2 separate regions of the Homo sapiens genome follow, and region 1 is linked to region 2. A link is a loop called in an ENCODE intact Hi-C map of the cell type or tissue named here. Cell type or tissue: heart left ventricle. All regions are shown on one strand. Links, peaks and the distances in the headings refer to the core of each region. The heading gives the core; the rest is flanking DNA. Region 1 has its middle 28 kb from the start of MIR222HG. Region 2 holds the start of MIR221 (microRNA 221).

Region 1 (10,895 bases), core at 1,005-9,004, 49 kb after region 2:
AATTATCTGGGCGTGGTGGCAGGTGCCTGTAATCCCAGCTACTCGGGAGGCTGAGGCAGGAGAATCACTTGAACCCGGGAAGCAGATGTTGCAGAGATCCAAGATTGCACCACTACACTCCAGCCTGGGTGACAGAGTGAGACTCTGTCTCAAAAAAAAAAAAAAACAAAAACAAAAACAAAACCACAATATATCAAAATCTGTGTGATACAGCTAAAATAGTGCTTACAGAGAAATTTACAACATTAAATGTTTATATTAGAAGAAAAGAAGGTCTCTAATCAACAATCTAAGCCTCCACCTAAATAAGTTAGAAAATGAAGAGCAAAATACAGCCAAAGCAAGCAAGAAAGAAAAAGCAGAAAGCAATGAAATTGAAAGCAGAAAAACAATAGAAAAAAATGAAACCAAAAGCTGATTCTTTGAAAATATCAGTGCAATTGTTAAAACTCCAGCAAAACTAATAAAAAATAAAAGGGAAACACAACTTAACTAATATTAGGAATGAAAGAGGGAATATCACTACAGATCCCACAGACATTAAAAGAAGGGAATGTTTATAAATTTGATGGATGATGTTACTAGTATTTTTTGATGAACTTATGTTGTCTATGTTTATAAAGGATACTGGTCTGTAGTTTTGTCATCATTATTTTGTTTTGTTACTGCCATTGGTATCAGGGTAATGTTGGCCTTATAAAATAAGTTAGAATGTTTTCCCTCTTATTCTAGAAGAGACTGTCATTTCTTCCTTAAATGTTGGAATTTACCACTGAAACCATCTGGGTCTGAAGATCCCTTTTTCAGGAGATTTTTAAGTATGAATCCCGTTTTATTAATGGTTATAGGACTATTCAGGTTGCCAATTTCATCTTAGGTGAGTTCCAGTAGTTTGTGGCTTTTTCAGGAATTGGAGCTGCAAGACGTTCTTGTTGAATTCTCAAGTTTGATTCAGTTACTTGATCTCCTTGAATTCCAGAAGAGACCACCTGATCTGGGATCTTCCAGATTGTCACAGACAGGTTCCCAACCTTCTTGGCAACAATCAGATAATGGGTAAGGGGAGCTTAAGGTTGGGGGAAGCTGAGAGGAGGATGCTGATGGGTTAAATTTCAGGTTCCCAGCTTCAGAGCCCGGGTTGTCACACAGCACAGTGGTTAGCACAGCCATCAAAATTCCTATTGCCTGGCCAGGGCAAAGGATTTGAAATGTTTAGTTCTATGAAATGAGCTGGGAACTGTGTGGCTGGAGGTGGGGCCAGGGGTGGTAGGTGGAGGAGGGGTCAGGTCTAAGAGTAAAGCTGGCCAGGGAAGGCCATGGGGACTTCACCACTCTCTCTCCAACTACAGCAACTACCCTCTGAACCACCTGCTGGGAGGCTACCTTCTGGGATTCCTCCATTGTACAAGAAGCAAATACCCAGGCACAGGGTAAGTGCTGACACAGTCTCTGCCTACATGTGACAAGGAATATTTTTTTAACTCTTTATTTCTTTTAAGAAAATTTAGCTTCCACAGAAAAAGTTTGAAAAACACTGCCCTCAGATACCCCAAAGGAGGTGACTTGGGTTTCTGGCATGGGCTCCTCAGGACAACAACAAGCCAGCCATTCCCAACCCAAGGCAGGGGACCTGAGTGGAGTCAGCCTGAGTTTGGAAACAAAGTCGTGGCACCCAACTGAATGGCTGCAATTCTTCCCCCATTTAGTCAGACTCATAAAGCTGAAAGTAACCTCATAAATCTCTCTGCCCATGCCCTTATTTCACAGATGAGGAGACTTCTAATGAAAAATTTCTATCAGCGTTTGACAAGCTATTCTTTCAGGAGATGTTTCCCCTACACCTGGCATTCTCATGATGGGGAATAATCTATACTTTCAAGGGACAAACACAATGATGGAATCTGAAACTTGAGGTGAAACTGGCTACCATTTAAGTTTTGCATATGGCAAATTGCCACATGGGAAGGTTTAAAAAACAAAAAAAACAGACTCAAGTCTGTAGCCCAGGAACCGATCATTCTATTGTAACAGGAGGTCAGGCTCTGCTAACCATCATGACCAACAGATGAACAAAAAATTGGTATGCAAGTCCATATGAAGCATAGAGCTTTCTGGAAGCAAAAAAAAAAAAAAAAAGTCAAATCAACTACAAGATGGCTAAGACAACTACTAGAAGAGATGTTCCTGGGAGATTCTAAACTGCATTGCAAACTTGGGTAAACTGACCAATCGTTTTGGGATAGAAAGGCAGAAGAAACTATCAGGCACTGTCATCACAGTGGGTAGGATTCCGGACACACCAGTACCAAACAGGTGTGTGACCACCTGCCTGGGACTCTGCTTCTCATTTCATAACCTCTAAAGGTGCTTATTTTGGATAAAAGTATAGAATTTAGGATATTAAAAATGCTTTTCATGTATTCAACTTAAAAACCACATTTATTCCATCCAGCTCTGATGGGGCAGAAATAATTTATCATCATCACAGCAGGCTGCAAGGGTCCAAAGCAGCAGCTTCCACAAAGGCTTCATGGAATCTCCCTCCTTGAAAATGATGAATACTAGAATGGTTTAGGTTGGCATTCCCTCCAGACCCTCAGAAGCTGGCTAAGTAACCTCAAAAGTACCCTGTTAGTTCAGTAATTCTGTGAGTCAATGGAAAAATAACAGCAATTAATCTTGGGCTCTATGTTTCCATGCCTTGCTATTAAAGAAAGAACATAATGAAATATGCACAGATACAGCTTCTTTCTAGTTTTATCTCAGAACCTGATAAAAATAACTTACTTTTGCATATGCTCACTGCTGTATCCCCAGCACCTAGACAGGATCTGGTATAAAGTGGAACCTCAGAAATATTTTTCCAATGTCATTATTACACCAAAATTCTGCAAAATGAAAAATATGCCTTGAAAAACAAATTTGTTATTTATACTGATATACGAATAAGAAAGGAAATCTCAAACTCAACATCCATTTTGCTGTATGTTTTTTCTTGGTATAGGCTTGGTGAAATCAGAAAAGGGAAGGTAACGCATATCCTCTCTATCATTTACAATGTGATTTTGGGCAAATGACTTGAATGCTCTCTTAAGTATCTATGGCCTCATTTCTAAAATAAGGCCAATCATCTCTTCCTCACAGTGTTGCAGTACAGATGAAGTGTGTAATAACTGTTTCAGAGCCTGGCACACAACAGACAGATATTTAACAAATAAACACACATGAAAGAATACGGGGAAACCTCTTATCTTCTCCTTCGACCTCACACATGAGCCCTGAGTAAAGGTTAGTATCATCCATGTTATTTTCTGAGTTTCTCCGCAAAGAGATGAGTCCTTCAATCATTATAGCAAGAATTCTCTGCCCTGGCTGTGATCAGAGACCCCAGGGGAGCTTTCTAGCCAGGTAATTTGCTGACCTTGACTCTCCAGGCGTGGGCAGGAAGAGAGGGGCTCTCTGGTGTGGTTTCCCGCCTGCTCCTGAGCACTCAGGCCCTGACCCAGGCCCTCCAGGAGCCCAGGTACTTGAAGACAGAGGGGCACCAGAAAGGTCACAGGCAGCGTGATGCTTCAGAGGCAGATAAGAAGGAGGCACAGCATGAGGAGCACCAGTGAAAGGATGGCCAGCCCAAATTAGGAGAACATGAGCTCTGCCTGAGAGAAGCATCCTTAATTTAACCAGTACATGAAAAGCAGTTTGGAGATAGCTTCTTCAAGCTGTGATTTGACAGAAAGTTCAAGTGAATATATACCTAAGCTTTCCAAAAAAAAAAACAGATCTGAAATTGGCTGGTTAATTTGGCCCAAACCATAACATATGGATAGATCGAAATGCTGCTGAAAGCCTCCATTTTAAAAGTGGCATATGTATTTTTTCAATGTAAGTTTTAACATTTTTTAAAAAATCATGAGTGATGTAATCAGAAGGTCAATAGTTGCAATGCTGAGCAAAAGCATTTCTCTTTAAGAGGGAGCCAATCAAGGAGAAGTCTTTCTCATCTTGACCTCCTAGACAAGCCAGATGCTACTTCAGTTCTTTGTATAATTTCAAGGATGTTATAATCCTTCAGGACTCAGTTTCTCCATCTGTTTAAAAAAAAGCGGGGAGGGATAGATCTAGCTAACTCCAAAATACTACACTTCTCTTCTGAAAATATAAATCATTGTTACTTTCCTCTGGGCCAGGTATTTCATTGTCAAATATGCGGTATCTTTGAGTACGTGGTTCGTGAGAAGGGTAAGAGGAAATAGGGTTTCTAAAATAACACAGATTCACACAGCCTTTAAGAAAAAGTTCCTAGAGACCTTGTTCACCTCAAAACAGGACAGACCAAACAATATTCCCCCCTTTTTTCTTTTTAATCAAATTTCCATGACTCCATCTCCCAGATGCCACAAAACCTCTCTCATATAAGCCAAGGCTTAAGATAGAATAAATCTACTTATAGGCTGGGAACTCTCTTGCTAAGTATGGGTTTGTGATAATCACATCAGATGAGCATGGTATCGAGTTGAAAGGCCCACACTGAGGATGGTGAGAAGGCCACATGGGCCTGGTGCTATATGCTATTCAACACCCCTGCTCAGCTCATAGTGAAGAGTGTATGATACAGACAAGGAAAATCCGAGGCTTAAAAAAGTGCTTTCATTTAATATTGATGAGGGGAGAATCACATATATTTTTATGATATATGCAAAGTATAATCAAGTTAAAGTACCAGCACAGGCCCTATTTTGTAACATTCTCAAATAATAATGGAGGAAAGGTCACAAAAACCAAATGCGGCCAAGACCAGTCTATTTTTAAAGCATGAGGTATTTAGAGTACATGAAGAAAAATGAATTTTTCATTAACTCCAACACACAGAAAACCTTAGTATTCATTAAATGCCATAAAAACTCTTCACATAGGCTTTAAACTTGATAATGCCACATGCTCTAGAAACCCAAAGTAGCTATAGAATATTAACATTTATTAAGCACTAAGAACTGCAGACTACATAAATAGGGAAACTGCTCACTTACAAATGCAAGAATTCAAAAGCACATAACAACAACCAATCCTAGGAACAGTTCAACAGTTTAACTCGCTTCAACAGCCTGATTCTATAAGCACTTGAAGTGTTCCTGGTTTGCAGTGATGAAAGTTCATCTTTAAAAACTAAAGAACTACTACTGTAGCCAATGGTTCAACAAAGCACATATGTTGAGAGTCAATGAAAGAAAATTAATTAGGAATAAGAGAATTTGTACTAACATAATTTCTGCAAAGTGAAATGTCTTCTCTCAATATTTATAGGGAAAACATGGATCCCTCCTTTTCTCACACCATTTCTTAGGCATATAACACTGTGCATAAAATGCCCAACTTATACCATTTTGTCCTAAAAAGCACAAAGCCATTTTTAATTACAGACAACTGCAAGAAGAACCAATACAACTCTTTTCCCACTTGCTGTAAGGGGAGAAATATACAGAGAGCCAGAATGTTACTGAAAATGCTTAATGATAAACTCAAGTTGCCAAAGATGGAGGTTTGTGAAAAATAATCAATCCTGCTAAACATTAATGTGAAAATGATCTCTTAGAAATCCAATCTCCAATAAACATGTCAACAGAAAGTTTTAGAAGTATATAGCTGAACAGGCAAATTATTTCTCCCATTTCCTTCGGAATGTTTTCACATTGCTCTTACAGTTCGGTTCATGAGATGTAATATGATCTAGTACACTGTGTAAATGGATTCATTTGGAAAGTCTCCTTTCATTCACAGGTCTGAAAAATGCTTGCTTGCTGCGTTCCAAAGGAGGCCATTTTATAATCAGTAGTTTTTATAAGATTTACTTTGCGTGCTTCTCATGTGATTAGACACTGGCAAGGTCAGCCCTGGTGTGGGGAACAACTGAGCATTAGCAAAATGCTCTTGCTTGAACGCTCACAAGCCTACAATGATCTGTTCTTAGCCCTCAGTTATTACCTTCCCAAGGCATCCATTAAGTTTCAAGTATTTTACCCGAAAGGAGTAATAAGTTAACAGCCACAAATGCATGTCTAAATGCTACATGCAAGTTTACTTCTGTCAGTAAAGAGAGCACAGGGTGGGAGGACACCTAAAGCTCCCCATGACCCAGTGGGGTTGCCTGAGTGGTAAGGAAAGGAAAAAAAGGGGAGAGGAGGGAGAGACAGTGAGAAGAGAGAGAAGCGTGACAGGGAGAGAAAAGGAGAAGCAGGGAAAGAGGGAGGAGGGAGAGAGGGAGAGGGACACAGGGAGAGTCTGGGGAAGGAGGGAGAGAGAGAGAGGAGGGTTCCTAATAGTAGGTGAGAAACTTAAAAAGACACTAAATTTCTCTGCTTCCCTACGTGGCCTTAAAGGCAGGTAATTCCATGTTTGCTTTCACTTTCAAACAACTTTACCTATGCATATAGGTGAAGCCTAAAATTAAAATGAATTGATAAAAAAAATTGAGAGGGCCCAATTACACAATCGATGGAAAAGCAACACGTTTATACCTCCCAGTCAGGAAGAGCATTCTGAGAAAGGAGACTTGCCAGCTTCCAAAGGCACTCAGCCTTGACAGCTTGGCTACTTCACGGGCTGACTGCAGCTCAAACACCTGTTGGTATCTTGGAGCCACAGCACATCCATCCTTCCCTCACGCCAACATCAACCTGATGGTGAGCTTTCTGAGTAAGGTGTCTTTGTTGGTTGGTTGAGGCCTTCACGTCCTTCTTAGTTTGGGAGGCACTTGCATTTCATATAGCATCACCACATCTATCGGAGTTGATTTGGGGAAGGTGGGTGTGGAGCAGTGATAAAGGAAAACGTTACATCTCTGTGGAAATTCCAGGCCTTTCCACTTCTTTCAGGTACACCAGAGTTCACTGTGGTCATTATATTCAGAAGACTCACACAGTGCAAAAGGCAGTATTTTGGGGAATGAAGCCATAAACCAGTAAAATAAGCCTCAGACTGTTTCCCCAATTTATTATTCTCATTATTCTCATCTCCCATACACAGTATGTTACATGGGGTGCAACAAAACCAAGAAGTTGTTTAAGGATCAAAAATCACTTCTATTTTTAAAAAATAACTTGTAATAGAAATATTTTTGCAATATTTAAGGCAGTAAAAATTTAGCACTCTTAGATAGCCCAAACTGTTACTTTAAAAACCAGATAAATATATATGATGCTTAAATGTGGCAAATATTTTGAAAACATTGACTAGTATTTAAGATATCAATTTTAAAGAATAAAATATTTGATTCATTAATTTGTCTTTTGTTTTAAAACTCAGTTACTGTCATAATAAAAAAAGTTGGCAAAATAAGGTTCACTTTTCAATTGCTTTGTAATTTGTCGTCCTTTTTCCTACCTCCCAGTGTGTGAGAGACAGCTACACAAGTTAAGGCAAAATATAAAACTCCCCTATGGCTCAATTTCCTTTTAAGTAACATGAGGAAATTGTCAATGATTTGTTTCTGCCCCTCATAACTTTTGAGAATAAGTAAAACTTATAAAGTACTTTGCAAATACAAAAAGCTGTTTTAAAAGATGGGGCAGGGGATGGACAAGCAGAATAAATATTTCTAGGTCAAAATTCTTATTTCATAACTACCTTTTAATTTTCTAAGTCTCCTGTATTTTCAAAATGTATTTTATAACAGCCACAATCCCTAGAGAAGCATTTTTAGTAAACACTCTTTGAACTGAGGAAGAACTGTCTCAGATTTGCAGCCTAAGGAGACACGATGACTAAAAACACTGTGGGATCCTGGATGGGATCCTGGAACAGAAAAAGGACATAAGTGGAAAAACTGGTGAAATCCAAATAAAGTCTGCAGTTTAGTTAGTAGTTCTGTACCAATGTTAATTTCCTGGCCTTGATAAGTATACCACGGTTAACAGAGAAAGCTGGGCAAAGGGTATATGGGAACTCTCTGTACTATATTTACAATTTTTTTTTTTTTTTTTTTTTTTGAGACAGAGTTTTGCTCTTGTTGCCCAGGCTGGAGTGCAATGACGCGATCTCAGCTCACCACAACCTCCGCCTCCCGAGTTCAAGCGATTCTCCTGCCTCAGCGCCCCCCCCCGAGTAGCTGAGATTACAGGCATGCGCCACCATGCCCAGAGGCTAATTTTGTATTTTTAGTAGAGACGGGGTTTCTCCATGTTGGTCAGGCTGGTCACGAAATCCCGACCTCTGGTGATCCACCCGCTTCGGCCTCCCAAAGTGCTGAGATTACAGGCATGAGCCACCGCACCCAGCCTATTTTTACAATTCTTCTGCAAATTTAAAATTAGTTCAAAATCAATAGTTTTTAAAAATCATTCTTTGAGTAAGAAAATCAATTGTTACATGTTTTATTAAGAACCTAACTCTTGGCCAGGCATGGTGGCTCATGCCTGTAATCCAAACACTTTGGGAGGCCGAGTCAGGAAGATCGCCTGGAGCCCAGGAGTTCAAGACCAGCCTGGGCAATGTGGCAAGACCCTGTCTCCGTAACGAGGGGAAAAAAAAGAACCTAAATCTAAATTAGTGTGTACTGTAATACATTATAGTGAAATGTTTCCACTAGATGGCACTCTGTTTTCTTCAGTGACCAGAGACACCTCTTCACACTTCTAGTATCCATCACCTGATAGAAATATTTCTTGAGCTTATTTTATAGCTCCAGTGGGCACACGTCTTTGTATAATTTATTCCGTGATTTGAGTCAAAAATATTGTTTGCTTTATTTTCTTAAAATGCCTTCTTTCAGGTTTCAAGCCTCACTATCATTCCAGAATTTTAAGACAAGGTTTGTGAATCCAGTCATTCAACATATTCAGTAAGCCATTACTTTGTGCCACTATTATCTCTACAGTCTGAGGAAACCCATTCTCTTTAGCATTGACCAACATAAAAACTGTCCATCCTCCTACACATTTGCAAACTGCATAAGATTCAAAGAGTAACTCTGAGCAAGGAGGAAACAAATGCTTTCCACCTTGTTTGCATGACTCTTTGATGATGCTGGACACCCCACTGATTTTTACTGCTTAAACAAAGGGTTAGCTATTCAAGAATAACTTCTAGCTTCCTTTTGTATGTCAAAGCTGAAAACCAAAGTTCTTTTTTAAATTAAAACCAAATAGCTAGGAGTTCACCAGTTCCAATGAGGTTCGGCTTCTGCACTCCAATCATATTTATTAATATCTATAGCATTTCCTGGTCCATTCAATAACCTCCTTAATAAAACATTTCTGTTGTCCATACTCCTCAGCTCATCACTGCTCTCTGCTGAAAAGCTCCAATAAACCCAAGACTCTAAGTTCCATCCAGTACTGAAGTTTCATTTTAGGAAAGGTATTTCAAACTTTGCTAATATGAGTTTTTTTTAAAGAAAAAACAAACTCATTCGGGGGCTTACATGTCAAAATGAAAATAGAGTCATGCTGTTTATTAACCAGTTTCCAAAGTGCTAAACCTAGATGAGATTGGAAAACTTTCAATCTCTGACTTTACAGAATAAACGCTTATAATACTTCAGAATGAATTGGAAATAGTGATTCTGCATAAGAGAGACGATACTTGTAATATGTGGCACTAGCCAAAACCAAAAGACACAAAAACAGGAGACACCCTCAATTTGGATTGAGGTGTCCTGCAAAGGCTTGAGGCAATTCTTATACCAAACGTCCATATAAATCCCTCTGAATTCATTTTTCATTTATATACACCAACAAAAACGCTGAAGAGTAGAATACAATAACCAAATTGGATTTTAAAAGTTATTTCCTTTTAAAATAAGCAATCTGCTCTAATTGTGAAAGCAAAACTCTTAGATAAAATTTTTCCTAAATACAAAAAATGTTTCCTAAATACAACACTAAGCTCTACAGGATGGTTTCTCTGGACCCCTTGCCCAGGGTCAAGTGAAGTTAGGAAAATGGAGTTTCAAGGAAAATAACATTTACAAAATATTTTCAAGAAGAATGAAAACAAAACATTCTCTGATCAACACACAGATAATAGAAAATTCCACAACAGACTATCCTGTCCTTGTACATTTTGATTGGTTGTATGTTTGCTCTATTTATAAATAATGTTATGATCTTTCATTTTAAAAAGATAGCATCTATGTTTACGAAAAAGATGGTTGGTCAGTTCTTGTACTTTTTTATACCATGATAAGAAAAAAAAAAAAACCCCTAAGAAGAAAAAGTCAAACAAACCTTTTATGGTTTCAGTTCACAGACATTACTGCCAACCTTGTTTTAATCAACTGGTTGCTCTTGCTTACTGGACATCTATGGTATTTCTTCAATGCAAAACAACGAGCAAGCTCATCTGCCAAGAACTCCCCCCAGGAGGCCAGTGGAAAAGAAGCCATACTTGTAAGAATTCTAAAGGAAACAAGAACTTTGTAAGGGTAAACGGAGTTACTTCCGAATTTCCCTAAGGGAATCCTTATTGTGACCACTTCAGCTGCCTTTTGTATTAAAGCAACCTTTAAATAGCTCTCCTTCTACTTATATTCCTCCTAAATTCACTATTGTTACTCATTATGAGTTCACCAATATTAGTCAGCACAAGTCAGTTAGTCACCATATTTTTTAAACCACCAAGCCCACCCACCCCAACCAACTTCTGGTTTTCCCTTCCCTTCGGTATTTTGCAACATTTGAGAAGATGAGTAACTATACCCAAGAAATGCTGCTGGGCTTCTTCTGTTTGCTTGTGGTCTAAACAGTGACCATATCTCCATTAAAAAAAGGAATGCAACTCTTCACAACTCTTTCCAGCCACTTTCTTCTCTCGTGAGAAGGTAATACCTGGGATTTAGGGAGTTACCTTCAGATTAAAAATTTATTCCGCATATTTTGCTTGGCCATCATTTCTCTTAAACT
Region 2 (10,895 bases), core at 1,178-9,177:
GCCCTCACCCAACACTGAGTGCCAAGGCCTTGGCCTTGGACTTCCCAGCTTCTAGGACTATAAGAAAATAAATTACTGTTCATTATAAATTACCCAGTCGCGGGTACTTTGTTATACCAGCATGAATGGACTAAGACAGTGATCAACTCAGTTGTCAGAGGTCAGGGGTGGGATTGAATGTTGAAAGCTCCAACCCTCTAATCATACCTTGGTCTTTCTGACAACCAGCCTTCATCCTGAAGCTAACTTGCCACCACCTCTACTCCCCGCTAAGCCAAGTCATCTCATTATCTTGTTAGCATACAGAAAGACACTCATCACTCCAGAGAGTCCAAGGATCTTAGAAGCTCTTGTGTCAGGAACAGGGGACTAAGACCAAATACTTTAACAAAAGATGCTATCACCTCTATTAGTTAGAAAATTATGACAGTTTTAGCAGCTCTGTTCCAGGAACTGAGGGTGAAGACCAAATATGTCTTTTTCTTATTATATTATCACAACATTCAATCTTGCTTTGAGGATCAACCCAATACTTGTACCTGAGAGGGAAATGTAAACTTATCAATGGAATTAGGGAGTTCTTCACACCTGGCACCACTGTCAACACCTTCTCATTTAATGATAGGCAAAGGGACTCAAAGAACATCAGAAGTAAGGAGTGGAGGACTGGGCATGGTGGTTCAAGCCTGTAATCCCAGCACTTTTGGAGGCTGAGGCGAGAGGATCACTTGAGCCCAAGAGTTCTGTACCAGTGCACTCCAGCCTGAATGACAGAATGAGAACTCATCTCTTTAAAAAAAAAAAAAAAAAAGTATGAGTGGACATGGGAGAAGAGAAACTGTCCCTTTGGTAATTATGATTTATTAAACATAACCATGTTGCACAGAGCCACTTATTTCTCTTAAAAGCCTGTCAAACGTCTTAAGTGGAATTACTTTCTCTTCCCGGGTCACAAAAGCCAGTGGCTCAGGTACAGAATAGATAATAGAACTGATTGGTGAGTAGGAAGCCAAAAGACACACACAGAGAACAGTACAATCTTTTAAAAGCTCCAAGTCATTAGCTTTATTTTTACTGAATTCAGCATGGGATGACAAAAATGCATTATATCACTACCATCCATTATTACATGTAGACATTTATCCTTGTATTCTTTATATGTCCATTTTCTACGTTAAATCTGTTAACCAATACTAATTTAAATTACATGATTTCCTACTAAAAATATGCAGTTCATATAAGCAAGGGCAAATAAATCCTCCTTAAAACATTTTATTCCTTTATAATTGAGAACTTAACAGTCTTAATGGCTAGTTCTTAAAAAATGTTTATAGGATTAAGTTTATTTAAGAGAGCAGACAAACAAAACATATTGTAAAACTAGTATTTTCCAGAAGCAATTTCCATTCTCTTCCTTTCTTCCTGCAAACTGGTGTTTTATCTTTACAAGTTCTCTGTCATTCCATAAGAAAGCTGAACAGTGGTTAAAACATCCAGTTTGCTTGAATTCCTGAGTGATTCAGATTCCAGTGAGATTGAGGGTCATTCATAACAGTTACAAGGCTGGTGTGGTAAAGGGAGAACAAAAATAAACTGGGTTTCTGCAGGTAAGTGAGAAGACAAAATGAAGAGGAATAAGGTTGTAAGGCAGTATGATTAGGCTTGTGGGTGCTATGCCTTCTGATAATAATTATGAACAGAAATAGAAGCCAAAAAGTAAACAACATGTAAGTTGTCAATCTTTGACAGTTGAGGCAGGGAGAAGGAAGGAAGGATGACATTACACCTTATCTCTGGTTTACTAGGCTGGTGTGTGAGACCATTTGGGTGAAATCGTATTGAAATCATTCATTGCTGAGGTGATCAGCTTTCTTGCGGTCCTTTCTCTGCACTCTATTCAATGATAAACTCCACTGGTTTATACCTCCTGGAAAACAGTTATTCAGAAACATTATAGGGGTAGCATTGGTGAGACAGCCAATGGAGAACATGTTTCCAGGTAGCCTGAAACCCAGCAGACAATGTAGCTGTTGCCTAACGAACACAGAAATCTACATTGTATGCCAGGTTCATGCCCCAGACCTGGATGTTCAGCTTGCAAGTAATTCTCACATACTATTTCAACACAACTGCCTACTGCATTCAAGATTTCAAAATTGGCATTTGTCTTTTCTACCACAAGGAAAAGAAAACCAACAGTCAGAAATGCTGGGACTTACCTACTACCAACAAAATTTCCTTAAACCATCATATCATCAAGTTGTCATCATTTAATCATGACATCATGTTGAAAATGCCATCTAAAAGTCAAGAGATGAAAAAGCTGGATGGAAGGAAGGTCGGATAGATAAACTGGTAGGTACGTGGGCAGGTGGGTGGATGGATGGATGGATGGGTGGATGGATAAATGGGTGGATGGGTAGGGGTAGATAGGTAGGTAGGTAGATAGATGAATAGATTGATCTATCCAAATGATACCTTTCATAGGGGGGAAAGAGAAAAAAAGAGGTAAAACAAAAACAGGTAAGAGCTAAAACATGGATAAATATCCAGATTCCTCCCCCTTGTAGTATTGAAAGCAAATAGACCTCATCATTCATAAAACCTTGAAGGTTCCCAAGCCCCAGCTGATAATGTTGGACTTAACACCCTAGAACTTGACTCTCTCCTCTCTCTCTGTCTCTCTCTCTCTCTCTCTCTCTCTCTCTTTGTGTGTGTGTGAGTGTGTGTGTGAGTGTGTGTGTGTGTGTGTGTGTGTGTGTGTGTGTGTGTGTGTAATTCAAGGTAAAGTTTTCATTATTAAAGACTGCCCAATAATCTCTCTCAGGACACTGAAGCAGAAGCTAGAAGATGCCATCAGAGACCCAGTAGCCAGATGTAGCTGCTGATTACGAAAGACAGGATCTACACTGGCTACTGAGCCATTGAGGGTACCTACACCTTCCAGCAGCTGGGTGATCCTTTGCCTTCTGGGGAGGGGCTCTGTGGAAGAAAAAAGAAGATATCAGATTTCAATTGCACATTTTCTTTGGATCATGAATTGACATTTTGACAATATTCCCATGTACGTAATTTTAAACAACCTCTGGATTTATTTACTTATCCAACAGATACTGACTGAGTGACATTAAATAAAGTGCCACATATTTTCTTAGGTGCTGGAGATCCAGCAGCAAACAAAAAAAGTGGAAAATCTCTATACTTCTACAGCATACATGATTCCTTGTGACAAAATCTACAATCAATTATTTGGTATGTTTTGCAGTAAAATGGAAATATACACAAGAGAAAAACAAACAAGCAAACAAAAAACCAATCTACCATTTTATTGTGGCTTGGAGCATTTTTGTTGCTTCCTGTCACTTTAACTTGGGTAATCTAGCAATGATGCACATATGTAAAGTAAATTGCAGTTAAAAAATTCTTTCGTGTTACGAACTGAGGATAATACAGTTATTTTACCAAATATCTCAAACACCAAAGAAAATTACAGAAAATGCATATTATAATAAATATTCAAAGCAGGTGCTCACTAGCATGTCAGTTCCAAGCTTTCCTCCCATGATACAATGAAGGTAACAAAATAAGTCACAGGATTGGTGTTCTCTTTGCTATTCATTTATCCACCCCAGAAATACTTACTGAGTACCTTCAATAAGTACCTTTCAGTACCTTACTGAAATACTTCTGCGTGCTTTATTCCAGGCACTGGGAATGCAACACTGAACAAAATCCTTGCACTCACGGAAGTTTAAGTCTAAGATTTAAGGAAAGGGTAGAAAAAGACTGAAAAAAACCTCCATAGATATGGACGGTCATTTCATAGAGTAATGAAACAGTTAAGAGGAATGCTATTTTCGATAAGGTGGCTAGGAAAAGCCTCACTGAGGGCCTGGCATTTGAGTGGATTCCTGAAGTAGGAGGAGAAGAATCATGTACATACCTGGGGTGGGAAAGGACACCACAGGGAGAGGCAAGAGTCAGAACAAAAAGCACTGAAACAGGAAAAAGCCTGGTATCTTGGACAAGGTGTTCTTTTATTAGCACATGACCACATGGCCAATTATTGTTTCCTACTTTTAGGATTATTCTAGAAGGTAAATGACTATGCAACTTTTCTCCAAGTACACGTCTTAGAATCCTTTGCTGTGAATTTAAAATGCTTCAGCTATCACTTAGAAAAGATTTAATAAAGCTACTGTCAATTGGAAACTAGTACCATTTGATCGGACATGCAGCTATACCACAGTATGACACACACATATTTATCACCAAGAGAAAAGTGGCTTTTTAAAAATGTGTTAGCTATAAGAAAAGATAACCAGCTTTCTGGGAGCTCTAAATATATACATATCTAGGGAATGATTTAACTATTTAATCACAGATGTCTAATTTTAAGAGGCAACTCACTTGCCAAATTATAGTAATAGTGCTTCACCAGTGTGGTTAGCTCTTGGTGGGGGAGGATAAGGGTGGAATTTACAAGGTGAAGCAGGGGTTTTTTTGATTGCTTGCTTTTTTTTCTCTTTAAATAAGTTAAGGCCAATCCCATCTATGAAGTATATTTTGGCACTGCCTACAAACCAGAGCATACATACTGAAGTGGGGGAAAAGACCGTTTATATAGGTTTGGCTAAGTCTTACCCTCAATGTAAAATAAAGCATTTGTAGAACACACAAACTTACATTTCATAAACCACTAAAACTAACTGTTCATAACTCTACTTTTATGAATAAGACTAACAATTAAAGTGAGGCAAGGGTTTAGTGTGGTCACTTTCAATGCCAAAATACAAAAGATTATCTTTTATAAATCTTTACATTTAGATGAGAAAAGGTAAATTTTTAATTCTCAAAGGTATCTATTCTCCACATCTTAGTACTAAAGTTAAGGTGGTCTTTTGCCCCTTGTTTTAAATTTAATCTAGGTAATACAAATAGGAAAATCTGTAAATAAAATTTTATTAAAGGTTATTCTGTAAATTAGTGTCAACCACTAAACAATACTATACAGTTTTAAGTTTATTAAAAACACAAAGAATAGAATATGTAGAATATATAACACCATAGAATATTAACCAATAATGCATTTTCAGTTTAAAAATAAAAGGAAAAGAAAAGAAATAGGTTCAAACTAGAAATGTTGAGTTATATAATTCTGTTATCTAACAATTAAGATGACAACTAAGCCCCAAGGGTGAGTGATAGGACTGTAACCAAGGTACTTCTGCTCAAGTCCTAGTCACACTGCAAACAAACAAAACAAAAATAATAATAAACAAAAACTCCCATACATTCTGGCTAAAGACCATTTATTTGAGGTATGAGAAAGAGTTTAAAGGGAGGGAAAGACTATTAAAAGTTAAGCCTGCCACCTGCTGTTGGAAGGCCTGCTTTGAACTGGGATAAAGACCATTTCTTGAAATGTTAACCTAGAATTTGAAGAGCTTACACTCCACACGGTTAGAACAGGGGCAACCTATACACCAAACCAAGAAGTAAAGAAACCCATTGATGTTTAAAGCTACACTGAGAGAGATAAAAGTCACATTCGCATCAAAGTTCTACTGGAAATGAAAGAAATGCTGCTTCGTGCGTCATTCTACTGAAGGAAGAGTAGAATTACTCTGTCTTTTAAACTGATTACCTGGACAATTCTATTTTGCCCCCAAAAAGCATCTCTGACTTTAGAAATTATCATTTTTAGAAAGAAATTTTGACCCTAGGGACTATATGTGGAAGTAAATGAAGAGAGATGAACGATTTCACAGCATTGCCAGAATGCTAACTTTACCAAGTCAAAATTGTCTAATTCACTGTTTTTAACACAAATGTGAAAGAATCTATGCTTCTTTGAGTAAAAGAACTTCCAGATGCTTTCCAGTTCCATGATTTTCTATAACCTCACAAAGTCTGGCCCCACATGTCCCCCTAAACCCCATCCATGATATTTCACATATTTTTGTTCATGCACCAGTAGTTTTCTGTAACTAAATAGGAATAGAGTCAAATTCTATCACAATCATGTTTAGGGATTTGACAGAGCATAAGCCAGTCCACTATTCTAATGAAGTCAGAGTTTACTTTAGAAGTGAACAAAAACTGCCACCCACAGTGTATATCTCATGTTAAGTGATTCTTAACATATACACAAACACAGACACAAAACCAAAGGGATACAATGAAACTTTGAGAGATGTTGAATACATCCATTACCTTGATTATGGTGATGGTATCACAGGTGTTTGCATATATCCAAACTCATGAAATTTTCCACATGAAATATGTGCAGTTCTTTATCAATTATACTTCAATAAAGCTGTTTTTTTTTTTAAAAAAAGCTGCCTCCCACACCGTTAAGAACAAAAAGTCCAATTAACTCTAACTGTAGGCCAGGGAAGAAATGCACCCATGTATACACAGTGCGCCACAGGGTGAAATTATGCTAGAGGAGAAATCAGCCTTTTAAATACAGGTGTCTAATTAAAGTATGTTCTTATGAACTTGGATTCCTTCTGTGTTATGTTATGTTAGAGCAACTGAGCCAGGGTATCACCATAACCGGGCACGTGGTTGAAACCCGTCCAGCTCTTGCATACCTGAGATCCTGTGACTACACTGACCAAAAACATTTATACCAGCTGATGGTCACTTGATTCTCACATCTCTCTATTTAGTAAATTGCTCCGCAAGCCAACTTGAAGACTGAGGTGAACATTCTCTGGGACGTTCCTGCTGAAGACATTTTTTTAAAAGACATTGCCCCTGCCAGATAATTCTAGTCTGAACAGGCCTCAGAAGGGACTGGTTGGCACAAGATCCTAAAACAAGCTTCTAAAGGTGAAACCACTCAGAGCCCATAAAGACAGACTCAGACTAGTTTTTTAAAAACTAATATTTAACAATTAGGTGCATGCCTTTAATCCTTCTCAACGAAAAACAACATTTTTTAAACAATCAATAGATGAAAACATGAAGCATTTTACTCATTGCAAACACTCAGAGGAAAAGGATAGTTTTAACCTAAGTAACAAACAGTCTTTTTATGGACAAGTTTCAGAAATTAATTGCCCTAAATCCATGTACATATATATCTCTCTTTGTCCCTCTCCCCACACTCTGGAAGAAAACCCTAAGGCATTCTCTACATACAATGTCAGCAGTGTGCAACGATGGTGAGGAATTCTTGTCGTTTTTAAATAAAAGAAAGAGGAAAATAATTTGCATTCCATCAATGATAAGTAAAAACAAAAGAAGGACGTCAAAATAAAGTAACTTCTCTGAGCTTGTGAATAGCAGAAAAACCAGTCAGTTCTCTCAAGAATTCATGACTTAGAGACTTATTTAGTGACAATTAACCCATTACTACTCTATACTATTACCGAGGCCTTTCTGTGGATTTGGTCTCATTTTTAAGCCTTGTGCTATTTTCTAAAGGCATCAACATCGCACATGTCTACCATTGCAACCTTCATTTATAATCAGATCTCTACCAAGCCTCTGCTTTTGGCACTGTACAGAACTTCTTTTGTCATACAATGTTCTTATGGTACAAAATTCTTTGTGTCGTCTTCCTTGAATCTTCCCATCAAGTTTCCCTCTCCTCAGATGGACTGATGGAGGAGCAAAATTCGGCTTCTGAACACTGCCTGACAAGCACTTCCCTCCCTGCAAGGCCCAGCTCTCTTATAGGATGCTAAGGGACCTTCCTGGATTCCTCTGGAAAGTTAGCTGCATACTACTGGGGGCTGGTTCCCAGATCACTGAGTCTGTGGTCTCAGCCAGAAACACAAGACACATTGCTCTTCAATTTGTTTAGAAATGTGTCTCCCTGTGAGAATATGTGCTCTTTGAGGGTAAGAATCAGTCCCATAATTTTGAGATTCCCCAGGTACCAGCATAGTACACTAGATCATAGTCACCTTTTAGTAAATATTTGTCAAATAAAGAAATGTGAGTGAATAGACAGTAAAATGCCTGACACCTATACTGATACATTTCAAAAAACAACAAACACAAACACACACACACACACAGTGGAAGACTATCTCCATTCAGGGAAACTCTTGTATTTCTTCATCCTTTAAACATTTCTTGCTTTCTCTCTTAGTTTTATGGTAGCTTTCTGTAAGATTTGTGGGTGCTTATAAGATCATGCTATTTGTAAAAGAGTGTATGTTCCTTTTAACAGAAGTATGGACTAGTGAAAGCACTGTCTTAGAGTGTGTTTGTGTACCATCACAGGTTTGTAGCACAGAAGGGTCCTCAGGGAAATAAAATCTACTCCAGTAAAATGATAAAACTAAGACAAATGAACAGGTAATGAGGGAAGACCAGAAAGAGAACATCCATATATACAGTTTCTTTTGCTTATGATGGTTATCAGAAGCTCAACCACATTAGGTATCAATTATTATGAGTTCTATGACAGTATGTGGACTTTTAAAATTAAGTGGCTTATATAAATAGCTCACACCACAATGGAAGAGAAAGGAAGATAGTTAGCAGAAGAAGTGTGAAGATTCGGAAAGACTAATAAAAATGATTTTTAAATGATGAAGGGCTAAATGTATTTCCCGCAGATGCTATTTGATGACCTATCAGGTACAAAACACACACACACACACACACACACACACACACACACACACTTCAGCAAAGAGGAACAGGATGAAAACATGGATTCTACTTGTGTAACAAAGAGAAAATGGAAACGCTAATTAAGATTTTTAAAGAAAGAATGTTCTAAAATGTGTTAAACGAAGGGAAAGAGGGGAAATAGATATTTTCAAACTACGAAGAAAGACTACAGTATAAAGACCTAACCTACAAGTCCAGTATTTGCTCCCAGAGTGGCTGCCACACAGTGGACGTGTGATCAGTTCTTCAACAGGTTGTAAGGAAACCTCAACTGTTTTGGAGGAAATAACTCGGTACACCCCAAGGACCATGCAAAGCCTTGATAATAGCACAACAGCATCCTTCTACCCCTTCTTCTCTCCTTATTGGTTGATGCTGGACTGTATTTGTGCTGACAGTGGAAGGTTTTTTGACAACGTATGGACAGTTCTATAGAGCAAAATATAAGTATCTAGAAAAACAACATCAATATAATTAAAAATCAGATTAAAAATTAGGATTCAAAACACTAACAAAGAGGAAAATGGCAAAATATCAAGCACTCAGCTTACAATTGGAGATGGTCTACAACATGACAGTCTGGAATGTAAAAAGGAAGCAGGATATTGAAGAGGGAGCACCACCGCAAGTGAGAAAAGAGCCAGGGAGAGAGACGTCAGTCAATACACCAGAAGAGAAAATGGACATAGGGAAGCCCAATGCCCAGATACTCATCAATGAGGCAAGAGCTTCATGGGCGCCCACTATTATTAACTAGGTAGAATAAGAAGTTTACCAGGTAGGGAAAACCAGAAGGTGGGGAAGGGAAGGAGGCTGAGGAGTAACTCTTGGAGGTTTAAAAAAAATGTTAGAAAAGGTGAGCATCCGGAGTCCATGACAAAGCGAAGATTATTCATAGGCCTGGGCAAAGTCAAGAGATGAAGGAAGGAAGTCTTTCTTCCTGTGCGGGGTGGGGAGAGCAGCAGCAGCAAACTTTATCACTAGGTTGAAAGGGGAAATAACAGAAACAAAACTGCTGTTTGTATTGATGGCAGTCACACAGGGGAAATCTGGTTCCTCTTTCTATGAGTGAAGAAAGAGGTCAGGGGAGGTACTTGGCACTAAAGGATGATATAACCTTGAAAGGACTGGCTCAGGGAGGACAAGAGAATGGTGTGTGTGTGTGTGTGTGTGTGTGTGTGTGTGTGTGTGTGTGTGAAGGGGAGACCTGGTGGAGTGTGAATGGCAATATGCTATGGGAGTCGTTTTCACTCAAAAAGGAATAGCAAAACCCTCTCATACAGAGAAAATGACAGGGCGCAAGGAGCTCAAAAATGAAGAGGAGCCTTCCACTTCTAACAAGAACACACTAGATGTAAATTGGCAATGCTGAAAGAGCAGTGAGTCCCAGAGCCAGAAGGAACTTTCCTAAGGTATCCAGCCCGTGGATAGTCTAAATGTCCCACGTAGATGTGACAAGCCAGGAATGATCCCAATTTACCTAGCTCCAGAATTGCCTGATCTTCTTCTTGACTCAATGCCCCCAACCTCACATTCATCCCCTTGCTTCCCATTTCTAGCTAGTAGGTAACAGCACTGAGCCCGTTCAAATTTCTCACAGACAGTCTCTATTCATTCTGACATTATCTCTCCAGTAAGTCCTACTCTGGTTATCAAACTTTCTGTAGTCTGGAGAACAAACAAATCCCTAATATGGTCATTCTTTTCATGCTGAGAGATCAAACTCATCCTATTACTGGGATCAGTAATAGTAAATGCAACCCTGACACCGACAGGAGAGAGTCGTCAGGTACATTACCACTTTTCTTCACAGCTGCCCCTATGAATGCCATGAAGGACCACGGAATTAGGGATGGAATAAATTCGAGGATTTGATGAAAAACAAAACAAAAAAATAGGGCTCCCTTTGATTGTCATCCTTAGACAAAATTTGATACTCTTTGCACTACCATATGATTATATCCCCTGATTTTCTAAGATTAAAGTCCATTAGAGTTAGAAATTGGAACTCTCAAGCCGAAGTCAAGAAAACAAATCATGTCTGGTTTTAGAGGTGCCAGAATGATACAATGGACTTTGGAGACTTCGGGGAAAGGGTGGGAGGCGGGTGAGGGATAAAATACTACAAATTGGGGCTGCGCGTGGTGGCTCACGCCTGTAATCCCAGCACTTTGGGAGGACAAGGTGGGCGGATCACAAGGTCAGGAGCTCGAGACCATCCTGGTTAACACGGTGAAACCCCGTCTCTACTAAAA

What was found. Peaks named below come from ENCODE experiments on the same cell type or tissue, not always from the same donor. Only the 100,000 strongest peaks of a DNase experiment are listed, where the experiment ranks them.
Region 1: it touches region 2 in a loop (9-fold over the local background); 9 of 110 quality-filtered maps call a loop at or near these places.

The regions. Positions count from the first base shown.
Region 1 is chrX:45,793,163-45,804,057 of GRCh38, forward strand. No RefSeq gene overlaps it. Among named protein-coding and RNA genes, the nearest start is that of MIR222HG, 28 kb to the left of the region's middle. RefSeq lists enhancers at 8,718-9,296, 9,959-10,895. In heart left ventricle, for the core only: a CTCF peak has its summit at 8,581 (motif pointing right); no DNase peak of the experiment used is centred there; H3K27ac peaks cover 261 bases.
Region 2 is chrX:45,744,174-45,755,068 of GRCh38, forward strand. It overlaps MIR222HG (miR222/221 cluster host gene), which reads right to left. Exons shown (of 2, transcript NR_170290.1): 2 at 1,041-10,895. It overlaps MIR221 (microRNA 221), which reads right to left and starts at 2,093; the gene lies at 1,984-2,093. It overlaps MIR222 (microRNA 222), which reads right to left and starts at 2,951; the gene lies at 2,842-2,951. In heart left ventricle, for the core only: a CTCF peak has its summit at 5,379 (motif pointing left); no DNase peak of the experiment used is centred there; H3K4me3 peaks cover 3,275 bases; H3K27ac peaks cover 3,419 bases.